Regions from separate parts of the Homo sapiens genome. Here region 1 is linked to region 2. A link is a loop called in an ENCODE intact Hi-C map of the cell type or tissue named here. Cell type or tissue: Caco-2. All regions are shown on one strand. Links, peaks and the distances in the headings refer to the core of each region. The heading gives the core; the rest is flanking DNA. Region 1 overlaps FRMD4A (FERM domain containing 4A). Region 2 overlaps FRMD4A (FERM domain containing 4A).

Region 1 (9,440 bases), core at 2,787-7,786, 460 kb before region 2:
TTAAGAATAATGCTATCATGAATATCCTTGTGCTAAATTGTTTTGCATATCTATGAGGATTTCTTTCAGTGACATTCCTGTAAGTGAAATTTCTGGGTCGGTAGAAGAAATAGACATTGTTATGGATGCTGAGAGCAGCACTGACTGAAGTTCTGGAAAGGGAAGCGGCTGCAGAATTGGACATGAGGAGATGGACACTGGGGTGGCATGGGCAGTGCAGACTGGGGCTTCAGCATGTGGGCCCTAGAGTAAGACAGTCCTGGCCTCTGGCCCCAGCTTCATTTCACACAAACACTAGTTCTTTGATTTTAGGAAAGTTATTTCAATATCTATTTGTTTCTTTCTTTTTTTTTTTTTAAGACAGATTCTTGCTCTGTCGCTCAGGCTGGAGTGCAGTGGCAGGATCTCAGCTCACTGCAAACTCTGCCTCCCGGGTTCAAATGATTCTCCTGCCTCAGCCTCCTGAGTAGCTGAGATTATAGGTGCCCACCACCACACCTGGCTAATTTTCCTATTTTTTAGTAGAGATGACATTTCACGATGCTGGCCAGGCTGGTCTCGAACTCCTGACCTCAGGTGATCCAGCCGCCTCAGCCTCCCAAAGTGCTGGGATTACAGGCATGAGCCACTGCATCCGGCCGGTTATTTTAATATCTGAACCTCAGTTTTGTCATCTGTAAAAGGGACTTAAAGTCATCACGTATGTCAAAACGTAGGTGCAAGTGATTTTACCAAAATTCTACCTTAGAAAAGAAGGCATTTCCAAATAAAAGAATCCTTACCAATTGTTTCAAACCTTGGGATGCTGTCTCACTTAGTTTAACTTGACAAACATGGAATTGTTTAAGGAAAAAACACTGGCCTGAAAGGACTTCCATCAGTGCTTGTTTGGAGTGCTTACTGAGGTTTTCTGACAGAATCAGTGAACAGAAAGGAGGCAAATGAATTGAACCCATTTAGCAATTATTCCTTGGAATATGACCTCATGAATGCAAGCATTGGAGGCCATTGTAAACAAACCCTGTGAAGATTCCTTTAAAAAGCAATAAGGTAAATAGTTATATTGTAGAACTCCTTGATATACACCAATAGCATGAATAAATAAAACATCTGTCCTAATGTGATATTAATGTGTATTCATTTACAGCTTGGGAAAAAATTTCCAGTGACAGTGTGCCACATCTCAAACAATTCAGAGGGAAATGAAGGTGATATGTCCTGTAAAAAATGAATTGAATGACTCTAAAATTGGCTCTAGAGATAACGAACACATTGATGAATAAAATTCTGTAATATGTAAGACTGGAAAAAGGCACTATTTCTACATTAATGTATTATTTAGATAGTATGTGGTTTTAAATATGCATGTGCAACGGAATTAAATTTTTTAAGTCATATTTGTTTTATTTATATCTTTGAGTTCATATAGTCAATCGGATTTTTTTAAAGTGTTGATGGGAGAACTTCTCATTGGAGAAGATGGGTCTCCTTATATTTGGGCAGATTAGTTTTCTAACTCATAAAGTTGTGAGAGAATAAAAATGTGATGTTTACAAGGCACTTATGCCTCTGCCTACCATACAGCAGGTGCTCAATTAATGCTAGCTCATGTTACGTGGGGAATTGGGCAGCTGAGGGAAGCAACAGAGAAGCACCCGCTGAGGTGCCAGGGGTAGGGACAGCAGGAAGGTTTGAGAACAGAGGGAACAGAAGGCAAACTACTTATTTTGTCATTTGGCTTAGGATGAGGTTTGGCCATGTAGAGTCGTTTGTTTCCAATTTTTTTTTTAACTTACGAAAATGCTGTTTCGTGTGAAGGTCCAACAGAGCTCTCTGACTTTTATACAATGCTTGGAAGCATTTTAAAAATTACAACCAAGATAATCCTGTTCCCTCACACTCAATTTAAGCAGAGGACAGAGGCTGGGCTTTGGGCCAAGGCTGAGACTTCCAACAATCAGAGCGGGTCCTGTGCCCCGTAAGGCCTTCCCCTCTCTTCCCTCTTCTTCACTCGGACTTCCCTAAATGTAGGGGCTAATTTCCCAAGCCATTTTTAAAGGAAAAGAATAAATGTGGTTTTGGTATCAGCTTCCTCTGCCAGGTTTTGACATATGGATCTTTGGGCCACACTCCAGAAAACTGACTGTGGAGTGAAGAGAGAGACAGAAAGAGCGAGAAAGAGAGAGAGAAAGTGAGAGTGAGAGAGAGAGAGAGGCCTATCTGTATGTTAACCTACCTAGTTTAGCAGAAAAAGGAAATGGCAAGAATTTTAATGTGATCTTATTTCTTTTGACAGGTGCTATGAGCTGCATTTTCAATTTGCCATTGTTCTGGGCACCGTGTAAATGTCTATATTCCAGGGCCAGAGGTTTGAATCTAGTTCCTCAGGCACAGTGCTTTAACAGTGAGGACCATCTGGGCTGTAACTGAATGTCTATCTCTAGTTGTGTAGATGGCAAACTGACTTCCACCAGGATGGAAGCGGGGTGACTCTGGGCATGGCCATCACAGTCTCCCACTGGTCTTTGGGTCACTAGTCTCCCTGTGTGGCCAGCGGGGATCGGCAAGTTTGAGCTGAGAGGTGGTTTATGTGATGCTCCAACCCAGATTGGTGCACGCGCTAGAAGAGCTTGCGAGTCCCACCTGTACAGAAAGGGAAGTGAACTATCTAGGTCATCTTTAAAAACCTCCTGTGAAGAAAAAATATTCTAGAGCTTGATATACCCCTCAGGGAAGCCCACTCCCTCTAACCGTGCCCATGTTCACACAACGCAGCTACACTACCGGGTGATTACCCCTTCCTTGCCTGGGTCCCTGGGCACCCCTTCCCTTCCTGTCTCACACTCCCTCCCCTTCCACCTGAAGCACAATCTTTCTTCTCCTGTGTTTAGTCTCTCACTATCTCCGCGTTTTCTCTCTTTTGTATTTCCACCGAGGCGGGACCTAACCTCCCTTTCTTGCTTTTGGCGCCACAACGTCCTTTGGGGATGGCGTTAAACACTTTTTCCTGGCAGACCTGGTGTTTAGTCAAAGTAACTTAATTACTTATAGTTCACTATTGTATCAGTGGCATTAAGGCTGTATGTGCGTGTGTGTGCGCACATATGTGTGTATATGTATGAGCATGCATGTGTGTACATATGTGATTGTGTAAATACATGCATGTGTGTGCATATACGTCCACATGTGATTGCATATGAGTGCATGCATGTGTATGTGTGTGCATATGTATGTGTGTTTGTGTGTGCCTGTATATATGTGTGATTGTGTATGAGTGCATGAAAGTGTGTATGCGTGCACTTGTGTGTGTGTGTGTGTGTGTGTGTATGTGTGTTTTCTTATTTCTGTACTACCACTTCTTGGATCTGTGTAGGTGCTCATAAAGTACTTTCCTGAGGCTAGTGACATTAGGTTTTGTGCTTAGTTGTGATATAAAGGTTCTTCTTGATAAATTGATTTTGCCCCCATCTCTCTGTAACCCTCCTAAATTGAAGACCTAATTCTTTAATTGGACCTGAGAAATCTGGGTTGATTCAACAAGAAACCAAGCATTGACATGGAGTTTCTCTAGCAGGTTCCTGCTGAATCTGGGACCACATCAGTCTTTGGGAATGGGAGCATCTGAGGAGCCCCTCGCAGTAGCAGGGCAGACAGCCCTTGAGTCTCCTTTGCCTCAGTTTTTGGAATGATGATGGCAAAGGCAGATGACGGAGGGAGGTTCTGTGTGGCTGCTGTGCTGCTGTGTCCTCTTTCAGGCACAGCCGGCTAAGTGGCCCAGCCTCAGCATCCAACGAGGGTTTTCAGAGTTGGTCTGGCTCCCCGCACTGGAAGGAGCTTGTATGAGTTTGCTTGGGCTGCCGTAATAAAGCACCACAGACTGGGAGGGTTAAACAACAAAAACTTATTACAGTTCTGGAGACCAGCAGTCCGAGATTAAGGTGTTAGCAGGGTCCATTCCTTCTGAGACCTCTCTCCTTGGCTAGTAGATGCTGTCTTCTCCCTGGGTCTTCACATGGTCTTGCAATGTCTGTCCAAATTTCCTCGTCTTACAGAGACATCAGCCATATTGAATTAGGGCCACCCTAATTACCTCCTTTAACTTAATTACCTCTTTAATGACCCTGTCTCCAAATACATTCACGTTCTGAGGTAGCGGGGATTAGAACTTCAACAGATGAGTTTGGGGGGTAAGGGAGATACAATTCAGCCCACAACAGGACTTGAGCAGCTTCTGGAAAGCATTTTCCTCTCTTTGAATGCTGCAAATACTCTAGACATTCCTCTCTACCTTACTCCCTCAGTGTTTTATTTGTTTGAACTAACTTCCTTCACAAAGCAATCCCTTGGTCATCCGCATTTTGCACAAGAGGAAACTATAGAAAGGACAAATAACCTGCCCATACCTCAGAGCTGATACCTCACCAACGAACCCGGAGACCTAAGGCCGGTGCCTATGCTCTCCTCCCATGCTGACCTGTGACCCATGTCCTCCACTGCCACTGATCCCAGCCCAAGCAGCCTAAGAAAGGTCCATGGCTTCACTTGCTCCTGGGGACCCAAGCGTAAGTGTGGTTGTGCAATGTCCATGAGCAAGCTTGTGATGAGTCATTAGTACTCCCATTTCACAGCTTGAAAACTAAGAGCCTGAGGCTTTTGTGCAAGATTCCATATTCAAGGGATGTAAGAGCTCAGAAGGTCTTTGCTGACCAAAGGAGACTGTACTTCCAGAAAGATCGTGCCTAATTAGAGGCTAGTAAAGTGAGGCAGAGAAATCATCTTTTATTGCTTGAGGAGAAAGAGCATTATAGCCATTTAGAGGTGGCAGGAAATGACTCATGGTGCATCTTAATGGTCAAAGTAAGCCTGAACATTAAAGAGAACTCAGTATTACTGCGGAAAGAGCACAGGTTTTGGAGTCAGACGAATTTGTATTTGATTCTAAGTGCTGCCTTCCTGGGTGTGATGTTTTAGATTCAGTTGCTTCATCTGGAAAATGGATATGTAATATTTCCTTGCAGGTTCATTGTAGGACTTTAGATTATATAGGTAATGTGCCCAGTTCAGTGTTTAGGTTGGTTTTTCATTTCGTTTTGTAGTAAAAGTAGGCTAGGCTAAAACATGGTAACAAATTATCCCCCATCTTAGTGGTTTATAACTACCTTTAAATATCACATCAAATTATAATATAAATGTCATATTTAAATGTCAAATGCCTACCATGACTCCTCATGTGGATACAAGAGCCCCCATCTCAGGCAATGTAATCCGCATAGATTGCTGGGATCTTGCACCAGCAATGAGATGCTTCAGTTTGGAACTGACACTTGTTGCTTCTGCTTACAGCTCATTAGTTAGACGCTAGTCACTGGGTTCCACCTAACCACAAGGGGGCCAGAGGGAAGGCATTCTGGCGCCTGGAAGGGGGTGGAAGTCTGGCAAGGCTGGTGAACAGCAGTGAGGATGATCCCCTAGCACAGGGTAGCATCTGAGGTGTTTAGGGAATGGTAGCAATTATTACAACTCCTCCTGCCTTTTCTTAAAGTGATTGTGTTCTGTTCCATTTGCTTTCTTTCAAGCAAGACTTAATTCATACTAATTAAGGGGGCTAATTGATTTGGTCATATGTCTTCTTGCTCCCTCACCTTTGGGGAAAATTAGCCATTAATATCCCAAAGTCAATTGTTATTCTCTGAGCTTTCAAGGTGGAGTTGTGTACATTCATTGATAAAGAAGAAGGCCTTTGACCACAGGTTGAGAAGAAGATACTGATGATCACTTTTATTTTAGATATACAACTGAGGGCCCATTTCTTCTTAATGCCTATTTGAATGTAATTAGATTGCAGTCCTGGGGCTGACTACTCCTTTTTTTTTTTTTAATTGTGGTAATATATACATAACAAAGTGTCATTTGAACCATTTTTAAGTGTTCAGTTTAATAGCAGTGTGAATGTACATTCATAGTTGTGCAACCACCATCTCCAGAAGTTTTTCTTTTTTTTCTGTCTTCTGAAATTGAAACTCTGTATCCGTTAAATAAGTACTCCCCATCCCCCTCCCCTAGTCCCTAGCAACCACCATTTTACATTCTGTCTCTATGAACTTGACCACCGTATTCTAGGCACCTCATATACATGGACTCACATAATATTTGCCTTTTTATGACTGGTTGTATTAGTTTATTTTCATACTGCTTTAAAGAACTGCCTGAGACTGGGTAATTTATTTAAAAAAAGAGGTTTGATTGACTCACAGTTCCGCATGACTGGGGAGGCCTCAGGAAACTATGGCAGAAGGGGAAGCAGGCACATCTTACATGGTGGCAGGCGAGAAAGAGCATTTGAAGGAGGAACTGTCAAACACTTACAAAATCATCAGACCTCATGAGAACTCACTATCACAAGAACAACACAGGAGAAACCGCCCCCATGATCCAATCACCTCCCACCAGGTCTCTCCCTCGACACGTGAGGATTATGGGGATTACAATTTGGATGAGGACACAGAGCCAAACTATATCACTGGCTTATTTCATTCAGCATAATGTTCTCAAGGTTTATTTGTGTTGTAGCATAGGTCAGAATTTCCTTCCTTTTTAAGGCTGAATAATATTCCAGCATGTGTGTGTGTATGGATGGATGGATGAATGGATGGAGGGATGGACAGATAGATAGACAGACAGATGCCATATTTTATTTATCCATTCATCTATAATGGGTACAAAGTTTACTTCCACCTTTTAACCCTTTATAAATAATGCTTCCATGAGCATGGTGTCTCAAAATATCTGTTGGAGACATTGTTTTTAATTCCTCTTGATCTATATCTACAAGTGGAATTGTGGGATCATACTGTAATTGTATCTTTAATTTTTTAAGGAGCTTTCATACTCCTTTCCACAGTGAATGCACCATTTTCACTCTCACCAGCAATCTCTTTGACTTCTGACTCCCTGTCTGACCTCCCCATGAAAAGTCTTGGAGTATTAGTTGTTTCGTTTCAGATTATTTGTACGAAGGACAGGGTCCCTCTTGTGTTCCATCTATCGTGACTTAATTTGGCATTTATTGCCTCCTTATCCTTGTTTTACTTTGTAATTTTGTTCAGAGGTCATGCACTAGAGGCATAGGTTTAAATCCTTACAAAGAACAATGTGAACACAAAAGTTATCCTTTGTATGTCTTTATTGGACTTTTGTCATTTTTTATTACCATTAATATACTACTTATACCTGCGGGCTATCTATCACCAAATGTCTCCAACATCCTTAGCAACGACGTGTAAGAAATATCTGCAAAATCTAATATAATAATGCAGTCCCTTAGAGATTTGTGAGAATAAAATTAGCTTGAGGAATGCTTCTGATTTGAGTTAGCGTCTGACTTTTAGGTGTACTAGATAGATCTAACAACATATTGGAAAAGAACACTTGGGGAATAAAGAAAGCCCTCATCTTTGGACGTTCTTCTCATCCCCATGCTCCATACGATCCCTGATGGTAATAAATATCCAATCTGTGGACTCTGTTTTCTCAGAATTGGCTAACCCTTTTCTCTTTTGAAGTGGTTATTTTTTCCTACATGTCTGAGGTCTCAAGCCTGGTGTACTTAGCTTGAGACAATAGGTACAAGTACCTCGAGTAGTGAGTATGGAGCTAGGCAACAGGTCCTCCTCCAGGCTGATATCCACTAGAGCATCAGCACTGTCTTAGAAAACAGCAGTTTCCTCCTACTCCTGAGCTCAGTGTTACAGGCAAAGCAGCTTGGTGGTGATACAGCTTAGGAAAACAGAAGAGATCCTCAGGATGGTCTCACTCTTCCTAAATCACCCCAGAAATCCCAGCATGTGTGGCCTTGGGGTCCTCAGCCACTCTTCCCATCCTGTAGGGCAGATGGACAACAAACTCCTAGACAGCCCTTCTGTTCTGTTCATTTTATGTTTGTAATGTCTGTTCCTGGCAACACCTCTGTTTAATTCTCAGTTGGCTCTTTTTTTTTTTTTTTTTTTTTTTTTTTTTTTTTTTTTTAGGGAGGGTAAAACAAATCCCTCTCCAATGCTTTGTAGAAGGGGATTAGAATCACTGTGGAATTCGGTATTGGCTAATAAAGTATAAACGCTAAAGATCAATGCCTGAGTGCACAGTTGTCCTTCAAGCCATTGTACTTCTGCTTTCCAAGAATAGAAGACTACTTTTTAACCAAGAATTAAAAATAAACTCATAATTTAAACACCTCTTTCATGCCAAATGGAAATCTTAGTGTTGAATAATCAGGCTCACCTGAATACAAAGTTGTCCTGAAAATGCTGACAATCACAAAAAAGGTTCTAGAAGCTTTTTCAAAAAACAAGTTCAGATGGTTCCAACTGAGTTACTATTGAGTTTAAAGAGATCAGGTCAAAGCTGATTTTGCTTGGTGTACATTCCATTTTCTCTGAATGAGGACTGATTGCCTATTTCATAAATATAGTGAAGGAATTAAATTTTACATTAGCTGGGCTATTTTATTATAAGCTACTTTTATAGGCCAGTTTTAACATAGGCTATTTTATTACATCCCTTGAAAGCACTGCATTTTGATGGAAGATATTCAATGCTCATTAAACCAGCAGAACCCTATGTAGATGGAATTAATAGCCAACAGAACAGAGGTAACTGCTTCTTCATTTGCAAAATGCTGAGCCATTAAAAGGATCAATCAGTAGGGGGTGATGTAATCCACCAATGCAGACATTTGCAGCCTGGTTCTGCTGATGCATCTGAATACAAAATTGCCCGGAATTTTTTTTTTTTTTTTTGAAGTGCATTAAAGAGAAAGGGATCCCAGCAGGGGCTTAATAATGGACTTTTTTCCTTCTGTTCTTACTTTTTGTTTTTATACCACACACCATAGTTTGGAAACCATTTTAAAGTTAAGGTTGTGAATATTAAACAGGAAAGAGAATGAAGCCGAATGTTACCTTGTAGCGAAATTCAGATGTTAGTCCTTTTTCACTGCCTGTGTGGAAGGTGCAATAGCTTCCGAATGGCAGTTTCAATCTTGCTGAACGGACAAATTTAATAATAATGGTTAAACGTTATGCAGGTACAAGGGAAGTTATAATGGGCATGTGGATTTGTGAGGGGATCCGAATCTCCAGGGCATAGACTTGAACCTCCATCAGGAGACCAGAAATGGCCCGTAGCCACTGAATTGAACTAAACATGCTAGTGTTGCCCATAACAACAGTTGCTAGGAGACCTTTGCCAGGATGTGGAGGGGTGGGAATCGCTGCAGATCGTGGCACTATTTATCATCATACACCAGCAGGCTTGTTTAGGGTGAAGCCTGACACATGTGCTGAGAATGCCACATGATAGAAATGTCACGCACACACCGGGAAAAGAAAGCACTGGAGGAAAGTCTGAGAAATCATAAATGGCCGTCATGCAGCAGCCTGTGT
Region 2 (9,440 bases), core at 2,173-7,172:
GTGACCCACGCTTGGCCATGTTTGCAGAACCAGCATCCTCCTGCAAAGATGGTGTTCAGGACAAGTGCACACCACCATGAGTGACAGAGCCACCGCCAGGCCTGCCAGCCTGGTTCCAGCACTACCCAACCCAGAGCTCCCCTGGCAGAGTGCCCCTGCACAGGGACAATCACAGTCACAGGTCTTGGCAGGCTGCCACTCTGAAGGGATACACTGGATATCTTGGAAATACCACACTGGAGGAGGAAGAGCCATCTCAAATGGTAAAGCAAGAATTTTCAGGACCTCAGACATCTGCTGTTGGTCTCACTTGAGAAGGTCTTGCCATTTTCTGCATTATCTGACACTGTGGAGACCCGCCGGAAGGTATTCTTTGAACTGTGCTTTTCTGTCTCCTAGAAAGAAAACTTCAGGGTCCACTTGCACCTGGTCATCACCCTGAGCTGTGTCACTCCCGAGACTTACAAGCCCAAATCCACCATCATCCCAGCTGTAGCATGCAGCAGCCTGCTCACTGCTCCTCCTGGGCTGTTTCTGCATCATCATCCATGCCTTCATTTATGGGCTCACAGATGTCCCTTGGCATAAGCACTGCTCTAGGAGCCAAGGACAGAGCAGCGAACAAAACTGATAAACCCTGTTCTCAGGCAATTTCGCGTCCATTTCCTCCAGCTTCTGAGATCCTATCAGCCCTGCCTGTCCTATTTTTTGGCCAATTCAGTGCAAATCCATTGTGCACCCTTCCAACTACTTCCTGACCCTGGACCACACCTCCCTTTGCTGCTCACACTTTCTCTCTCTCTCCCTTTCTCTCACACACACACCCACCCGCAGGGTTGGACTGGTCCTGCCACACACACACACACACCTTTTATTTCTACCCCCGAGCTTCTGAGTGTGTTCAGGAAAATGTTCATGCAACTTCAGGTTGGTTCATGGTTATTGTGATGAACCCCACACAGATCATCATATCTCTAGCCAGTTCTGCCAGGGGTGCCTGCTCAGGGTCTCTGTTCCCCACTGTGGTTTTACCTCTTGCTTCAGGTCCCAGATACTCAAGGCTTTTGCTCTAAGAAGATGTTGCTGCTTATGTTTCTGCAGAGAAAATAAAAGCCAGCACCAGGGAGCTCCTAGTCCTACTTCTTTATCCACAAACTTAATTGTATCTTTAATTGTGTTTTTGTGGCTTCTCAGTCCACTCACTGCACACACGCAAATGCATGAGCGTCTCAGAGGAAGACCCTTAGCCCATCATCCAGCACGCACTGATCCACGTGTACCTCAATCCCAGTCCCTTCTGTCACCTCACAGAGCTTCTCCCTCGAGCCTTTCCTCTCTTTTTCTCTATCTTCTCCTCCATGGATTCCTCCCCTTTGTGACCACGTCCCAATCTAACTGAAGAAAACGTCCTCTGTGATGCACAGCCTCCTCCAGCCAGTGCCCTCTGCTACCCCTTCTGCTCTGCTCACAGCAACCGCCGAGAGATGGGTCTGCACTTGCTGTCACCCCCTCCCCACAGGCCTCTCGTTCCTCATTCTGTGGTCGTCCAGCTTCTGGTGCCATCGTACCCCCTGGTCACTGGAGGTCTCTCGCCCCTAGCTCCACAGGCGTGCTTCTGCCCTGCTCCCATGTGGCTTCTGTGGCTCTGGGCTCATTCGAACATGCTCCCTTTCAGTTCCCCCGGCTCTGTGGCACTACACTCTCCTGGGCCACCTCCTCTTTGTCCCCTCTGTCCCTGGCTCGGGGCAGGTTCCCTGCTCTGCTCTGCTGTCCCTTGAGCCCTGGTGTCCACGAGGTCGTGTCTTGCTTGTCTTCTCTCCCTGCACCTTCCCCTGGTGTGATTTCACCCCCATCCACAGCTGCCACTGCAGTCTCTTTGCTGGAGACTCTCCGTCCTCTGCCCCAGTCCTGACCTCTCTCCCGAGCTCCAGGCCATCTCCACTGACTGGCATTTCCTCACAGATGCAGCTGGAATCTAATGATGTCGTCGTCTTTCTGCATCCAAATGTGCTCCCCTTTCGTTGTCACCTCCTTGTCTTTGTGATGGGCACCATCACCCCTGCAGCCCCCAAAACCAGAGACTTGGGAGTCAACCTTGACCTCACCGCTCCCTCCCGCTTGCCTCCTCCTGTTCCCTCAGTCACTACTCGCTGTTATTCCTGCATCTTAAACAGCTCCCTATCCATCTCTTACTCTCCATACACAGCCTAATAGTAATTAGGGCTTCCATAAACCTCTCCTGGACTCAAGATCTCCTTGTTCATCTCTGCGTCTGGCCTTGACCCCTTCCAAACTCCCCTATATGAAGACACTGAGCATCTTTCTAGAATTCTCATCTGATCCTTGCTCATAATTTTTTTCCAGCTTCCCATTATCCTCAGAAAAGGACATCTTTAGCGTGACTTGCATGATGTGACTTCTGCTTAACTGTCCAGCCTCACCTCTTCCCACTCCCCTCACCACACAACACACACACACACACACACACACACACACACACATTATAAGCAGCCAGCAGCGGTCAATATATGACCAAGAGCACCTTGAACTGCAAACCATTGTTTAGTGCTATAAGGCTTGGGAACAATGTCTCTCTGATATTGTTCACCAGGCAAGCTTTAGAAATAGGTCAAGAAAAAAATATAAGGAAAATATACACAACCCAAGGAAGTCTGCGTCATGTGTGTGTGTGTGTGTGTGTGTGTGTGTGTGGTCTTTTCATAGGCACAACTTTGTGCTCAGAATGAAGCCTACATGTCTGGATTATTCTTTAATTACATTTTCTTCTACCAAGTGTCCTGTAGTTCTGATCATCTCAACTCCTTGTAAGAAAATAAACAGAGATTAGATTTGCCTCTTCAGAATTTGAGTTTCACAGACAATAAACTGAAGCAAGCAGCAAAAAAATAAGAGAGGAGAAGTCCGATCGGGGAGGAAGGATTTTACAGCCAAGTCCACAGGCCGGATTCTTGGTATCTTCCCTGGCTGATGGAGACAGCAGCTGCTACTTCCTGTCACTCGCAATAACAATGATGGCATGGATCTAAAATGAGGTTCCTGCTAACCAGAACTTGCTATATTTCAGCTAGGTGTCCCAGTTAAGATTTTAGAGGCATTGAGATTCTAAGCATCAGAGGCTTGGCTGCAGAAACTCACAGCTTATTGCTTTCATTATCATGGCTCTTATTTGCCACCAAGAGTAGGCATTTTAAATGTGACATTTGTGTTCATTACAAAATGAAATCACTGGTCCATTTAATTAACACTTGCTGTAAATATTCAGTGATTCCCAAGTGCCCAGGGCTGGATGGGGAAGGGAAAGGGAGAGCAGGGAGAATGGAGGAGGAGACCTGGCTGATGTCATCTGGCTGGGCCCTTGCCATCTGACTAGGCAGTGTTCAGTCTATTGCAACCAGAGGCTTTCACTTGTCAAAGAAGGGGACGGGACTCCCCGAGGCTTTAGAGGCTGTTTAATATTTAATAAGCTCAAACACATAAACACAGAGCACCTATTTCGTTCTCCTTCAGACTCTCTGATAAAATATTCTCGGGTCGGGATCATCTGAGCTAGTTTGGGTGGGCTGTTGCTTGTGGAGTCAGGAAACCTCTTAGCAAGGTCTGCGCTCCATCTAGAGTGTTCCTTTAGACTCAAATAGATGCCCTAAGATTCAGTCCTGCTAAGTGTGCCCCCAAAACCCGTTTAAAATGTAGGTCTGATTATGATTCAGCTGTGGTGAGGCCAGCAGATGAGGAGAGGACAGACATTGAAAAGATTGTCACTCAGTTCCTGGGAGAAGGGGCCACACCATGCCACGCAGGGCCATGTGGGAGGCATTGGGGAGCCGGGAAACAATTGGGCAAGAGCATTTTTTGTGGTTTCTTTGGGGAGGAACGGGCAAGGCTGGGAGAGCAGGCTTGGGATTGGCTAGTTTAAATAATTTCAGCGGGCTCTGCAGCATGGGGGCTGCCCCCTAGTTGTCTGGTACGTGTCCCTAGGGTGGTGAGGGCAGGGAAATAGTGGCCCTGGGTGTGAGAGCCGAGAGGTGGTGGGAGGGGTGGACCCTGGATCCATGGTGACATGTGGAAGTCTTGGGGTCTGGAAATTGGCTAACCCTGGCACCAGCAGTCCCTCCAGGCCCAGCAAGGTCACAGACATCCAAGCATCATAAAGCCATGGTCAATACACAGCCAGACTCGGAACTGTCCATGCAGACCCTCTGAATCCGAGACATAGCCTTCATTTATTTCCCTGGTTACCCAGAGACCTGGAATGTTCTTTGTGAACCCTGGAAGCACTCCCTGCTCCATGCTGGTAGTTAAGGAAATGCAACATTGCCACCTACTGCTGAGGCTCTCCTGAAAATCAGAAAAAGAAGCCACTTTTTTTTTTTTTCTTTTTTTTTGAGACAGATCTGCCTGCCTCGGCCTCCCAAAGTGCTGGGATTACAGGCATGCCCGGCCAAAAACTATGCCCGGCCAAAAACTATGCCCAGCCAAAAACTGGATTAAAAAAAAAAAAGAAGAAGAGGCTGGCCTGTAACCTGAGTACTTTGGGAGGTCAGGGTAGGATAATTACTTGAGCTCAGGAGTTCAAGACCAGCCTGGGCAACATAGTGAGACCCCATCTCGACAGAAAATAAAAAATTAGTCAGCATGGTGGCTTATATCTGTAGTCCCAGCTATCTGGGAGGCTTAGACAGACAGGTCACTTGATCCCAGGAGGTCGAGGCTGCAGTGAACTGTGGTTGCACACTGCACTCCAGCCTGAGTGACAGAGCAAGACCCCATCTCAAAAAGAAAAAAAAGAAAAAAAAATTTTGACTTTGAATCCAAACCCTCAGCCCTCCCCATCTTCCCAGGAGGCTCTTGTCCCTGGTGCCACCGGTGTGCACCATGCCTCTCTGGGCGTGCGGGTGGAGAGGTCTGAGCTCTGTTTCTCTGCAGGCGTTTTTGACTCAGCCGTTCCCTGGCAGGGAGGGAAAGCTCAGGATGAGCTCCATACCCTCCCCTAACAGAACAATGATATGACAGGCCCGGAGCTCACGGGGTTTTCCAGGCTGTCGTCTTGGTGATAAAAGTTAACAGGAAACTGCTTTCCACTTCCGTCGAGAGGAGGTGATTTTTTTTCTCTTCATCTCAGAATATGCGTGTTATTTCCTGTACCTTCTCTGCCCCTTTTATGGCTAGACAACAGAGAGCTTGGTGGAAATGAAGGCAGTCACAGAGATGTAGAATTTGCCACCTCAATTCAGTTTTCCATCATATGAGAGTGGAAACGAAAAGGGAAGCGTTATATTTTCTTAATATACTATTCAGGAGAAAATTGGGGTGGAAGAGGCAGGATGTCTTTACTCTTTACTTTTTAAGAACTAAAGCAAATGAGATTCTTTTAAGAAACATATGGCATTACTTTGAAAATTAAGTTATTTCAGACCTTATATGAATTTAGACTCAAAATCATCATTAGAGCACAAAGGCCACCGTCAACTTCAGGAGGCTTCTGTTAATATTCTGGTGTTAGGATTGCTTTCTCTCTTCCTTGCCTCCCCTTTCTCTCCCTTTCCTCGCTTTTCCTTCTTTTCCTTCCTTTAGTTTCTTTTATTATTCTGCCTACCCTTTGCCAGAGGCCCTTTGCAAAGGATGTAGATTTATTTATTTATTTTTGAGACGGAGTTTCGCTTTTGTTGCCCAGGCTGGAGTGCAATGGCATGATCTCAGCTGACTGCAACCTCCGCCTCCCAGGTTCAAGCGATTCTCCTGCCTCAGCCTCCCAAGTAGCTGGGATTACGGGTGTCCGCCACCACGCCTGGCTAATTTTTTGTATTTTTAGTAGAGACAGGCTTTCACCATGTTGGCCAGGCTGGTCTCGAACTCCTGACCTCAGTTGATCCACACATCTTGGCCTCCCAAAGTGCTGGGATTACAGGCATGAGCTACGATATAGATTTATTTTTTGAAAATCAAATCATTAAAAAGTCAGGAAACAACAGGTGCCGGAGAGGATGTGGAGAAATAGGAACACTTTTACACTGTTGGTGGGACTGTAAACTAGTTCAACCATTGTGGAAGACAGTGTGGCGATTCCTCAAGGATCTAGAATTAGAAATACCATTTGACCCAGCCATCCCATTACTGGGTATATACCTGAAGGATTATAAATCATGCTGCTATAAAGACACATGCACACGTATGTTTATTGTGGCACTATTCACAACAGCAAAGACTTGGAACCAACCCAAATGTCCATCAGTGGTAGACTGGATTAAGAAAATGTGGCACATATACACCATGGAATACTATGCGGCCACAAAAAAGGATGAGTTCATGTGCTTTGTAGGGACATGGATGAAGCTGGAAACCATCATTCTGAGCAAACTGTCACAAGGACAGAAAACCAAACACCACATGTTCTTACTCATAGGTGGCAATTGAACACTGAGAACACTTGGACACAGGGTGGGGAACATCACATACTGGGGCCTGTCGTGGGGTGGGGGGTAGGGGGAGGGATAGCATTAGGAGACATACCTAATGTAAATGACGAGTTAACAGGTGCAGCACACCAACATGGCATATGTATACATACGTAACAAACCTGCACGTTGTGCATGTGTACCCTAGAACTTAAAGTGTAATAAAAAATAATAACAAAATAAAAAGAAATTATAAAAATAAAAAAATTTAAAAAAGAAAATCAAATCATATCAAATTTATTTTGCTTTGAGATGTAAAATTTGCTACTGCAATTTTGCTCTCCATTCTTAAAGAACTAAAAGTTGTTTAACTTTACTGTGCCTCTGAGACCATGGTGGGCCCTATATGAAGACCTTGGTGATATAAGACACCTGCTCCAGAAGCAGGGGGCAGGTGCTTGGCAGGGGCAGGGGTTATGGGCAGAGATCAGCCAGTCCATTAATTTTCAGGCTTTACAAGTATGAGGACCACTGCGTAATTCCTCCAAATTTTGTAGAACCTGAGATGATAAGAATTGTACTAATGATATCTGTGGATTGAGAAAATTTAATGTCTGAAGTTACTCCAAATTCACTCACCAATTTCAAAAAAACTTGAATTGTATTCATCACAGCAGCCTCTGCACACATTTGAAAAATGATAGAAAGCTTTATTTATTTATTTAGTGTGTAGACAAGAGGTTGCAAGCTGGTGGGCCATGGGCTTGATGTAGCCTACAGACGTGGGTTTTTATCTTCATGTTTATGCAACAGTAGCATTATTATCCTTCAGGTATGGTAAAAGATACTTTTTTTTTTTTTTTTTTTGAGATAGAGTCTCCCTCTGTTGTTCAGGCTGGAGTGCAGTGGCACCATCTCGGCTCGCTGCAACCTCCCCCTCCTGGGTTCAAGCGATTCTTCTGCCTCAGCCTCCCAAGTAGCTGGGACTACAGGCACCCACACCCACCCCTGGCTAATTTTTGTATTTTTAGTAGAGACAGGGGTTTCACCATGGTGGCCAGGCTGGTTTCGAACTCCTGACCTCAGGTGATTCCCCCCACCTCAGCCTCCCAAAGTGCTGGGATGACAGGTGTGAGCCACCGCGCCTGGCCAATTATGGATAAATCCTTTTATCTTTTACCATACCTGAAGGATAACGCTACCATTGAGCTTTCCTTTCTAAAAAGACACATGAGGTCCTGTATCTCCAGTGTAGGAACTCTCCTCCTCTTCCATTTCCCAGTGGAATCTAAAAGTATCATTTGAAGCTGGACATTCCAAGTTGTTGCCCCTCAGGTGATTGTATTGATTAGAAGAATTCATTTTTAAATTAATTACTATAAATGAATAGAACTTCTTGAAGCTAAGGGCATCAGTTTGTTCACCTTATACGATGTTGGTCTCTTGTTTTTGCTGCTGCTGTTGTTGTTTACATTGTAGTCAGTTTCCAATATTTAAAAACCAGTGGACTTCTTAGGTAGAGAACCACTTCTTCTTTTACGGTCTGAAGAACAGAAGCCCAGCAGGATGATGTGACTGCCCTGAGTCACACAGAGCTGGGGACTCCATCACTGCTCTCTGACTCCCTCCAGAGGATTCTGGCCCTCAGATTATAACACTATTCTAGAAAACTGTAGTACTTGTTTCTTCTCATTTCACCTTCCTCACCTTCTGCCTCTTCTTGGTGAACCCAGTTTCCAAGAGCCCCAGGTACCCAGCACCCTCCTAGTCCACCCTAAGGGTTGCTACACCTGCTCAGAACCTTCTTCCCTCCAAGATGTTGCATTTCAACCTTTCCCCTCTCTTCCTTTCAACTCCTAGTCCTTCAGTGCGGCTGGTCATTAGACAGTACAAGCGCATTATCTCATTAAAGAATTTAATAAACTCCAAAGTCAATATTATAAAGGCACATTTAGTGTAAACTTAAATAATGGCAGCATGTTTCATCTTGAAAATATCTATAAGCTCCATCTAGATGAAATCCGATTCTCATTTGGCTTAATATGCATTCATATCACAGTGTTAAGAGCACTTAGCATAGCTCTCCGAATGTGCAGAAATCAAATCACACTTCACCACCTTCGGGAGTAGTAGTAACCATTTCAAAGAAAGCTGTGATTAAGAAGAAATTATCTTTTAAAAATCCAACTTGGCTGGGCACAGTGGCTCACATCTATTACCCCAGCATTTCGGGAGGCTGAGGTGGGCAGATAATTTGAGCCCAGCCTGAGCAACAAAGGAAGACTCCGTATCTACAAAAAAAAAAAAAAATTAGGCGTGGTGGTATGCAACTGTAGTCTCAGCTGCTCAGGAAGCTGAGGCGGGAAGGTTGCTTGAGCCTGGGAGGTCAAGGCTGCAGTAAGCCATGCACCACTGCACTCCAGCCTGGACAACAGAGCGAGACCCTGTCTAAAAAAAGAAAAAAAAGGAGAAGAAAAGAAAATCCAACTCAATGACAATTTAGGACAAACAAGCAATGTGATGAAAACAAATAACATTATGTAAAATTATAAAGCAGATAGGACAAAGAAATCAGAGGCCTAGTTTTAGAATTTGTTCTTACAAATTGGTGGTAGACCCAGTTCTTTGGTTATGGTGAGGCCCATTAGGCGTGACCCTAAGCCACTATCAAAACTCCAAAAACAGTTTGTCCTCCCTAGGGAATCATAGAAAAACCATGGATGGTGCCTTTTTCCTTTGTTTATTTAGGATGGGGAATGCCAGCTTTCATCTCAAATCATGTAGCTCAAGAGAGCACTTTATTTTCTGCACCTGCTGTTTCTGTGGTTCACGCACCATTTTTCTCTTTCAGGTTCTATATAGAAAGCATTTCATACCTGAAGGATAATGCTACCATTGAGCTTTTCTTTCTGAACGCGAAGTCCTGCATCTACAAGGTAGGAACTCCCTCTCCCTCAATTTCCCTCTGAAACCTGAAAGTATCATTTGAAGCTGGAAATTCCAAAGTGTTACCCCTTAGGCCATTTT

Evidence for each region. Peaks named below come from ENCODE experiments on the same cell type or tissue, not always from the same donor. Only the 100,000 strongest peaks of a DNase experiment are listed, where the experiment ranks them.
Region 1: a loop joins it to region 2, with 6 times the contacts of the local background. A loop is called at or near these places in 3 of 110 quality-filtered maps.

What each region holds. Positions count from the first base shown.
Region 1 is chr10:14,240,269-14,249,708 of GRCh38, reverse strand. All of the region lies in intron 2 of FRMD4A (FERM domain containing 4A), which reads left to right. Among named protein-coding and RNA genes, the nearest start is that of FRMD4A, 86 kb to the left of the region's middle. In Caco-2, for the core only: a CTCF peak has its summit at 5,388 (motif pointing right); a DNase peak (open chromatin) is centred at 5,398.
Region 2 is chr10:13,782,831-13,792,270 of GRCh38, reverse strand. It overlaps FRMD4A (FERM domain containing 4A), which reads left to right. Exons shown (of 25, transcript NM_018027.5): 6 at 9,265-9,349. Among named protein-coding and RNA genes, the nearest start is that of PRPF18, 200 kb to the right of the region's middle. RefSeq lists enhancers at 3,372-3,962, 4,778-4,827. In Caco-2, for the core only: a CTCF peak has its summit at 4,344 (motif pointing left); a DNase peak (open chromatin) is centred at 4,310.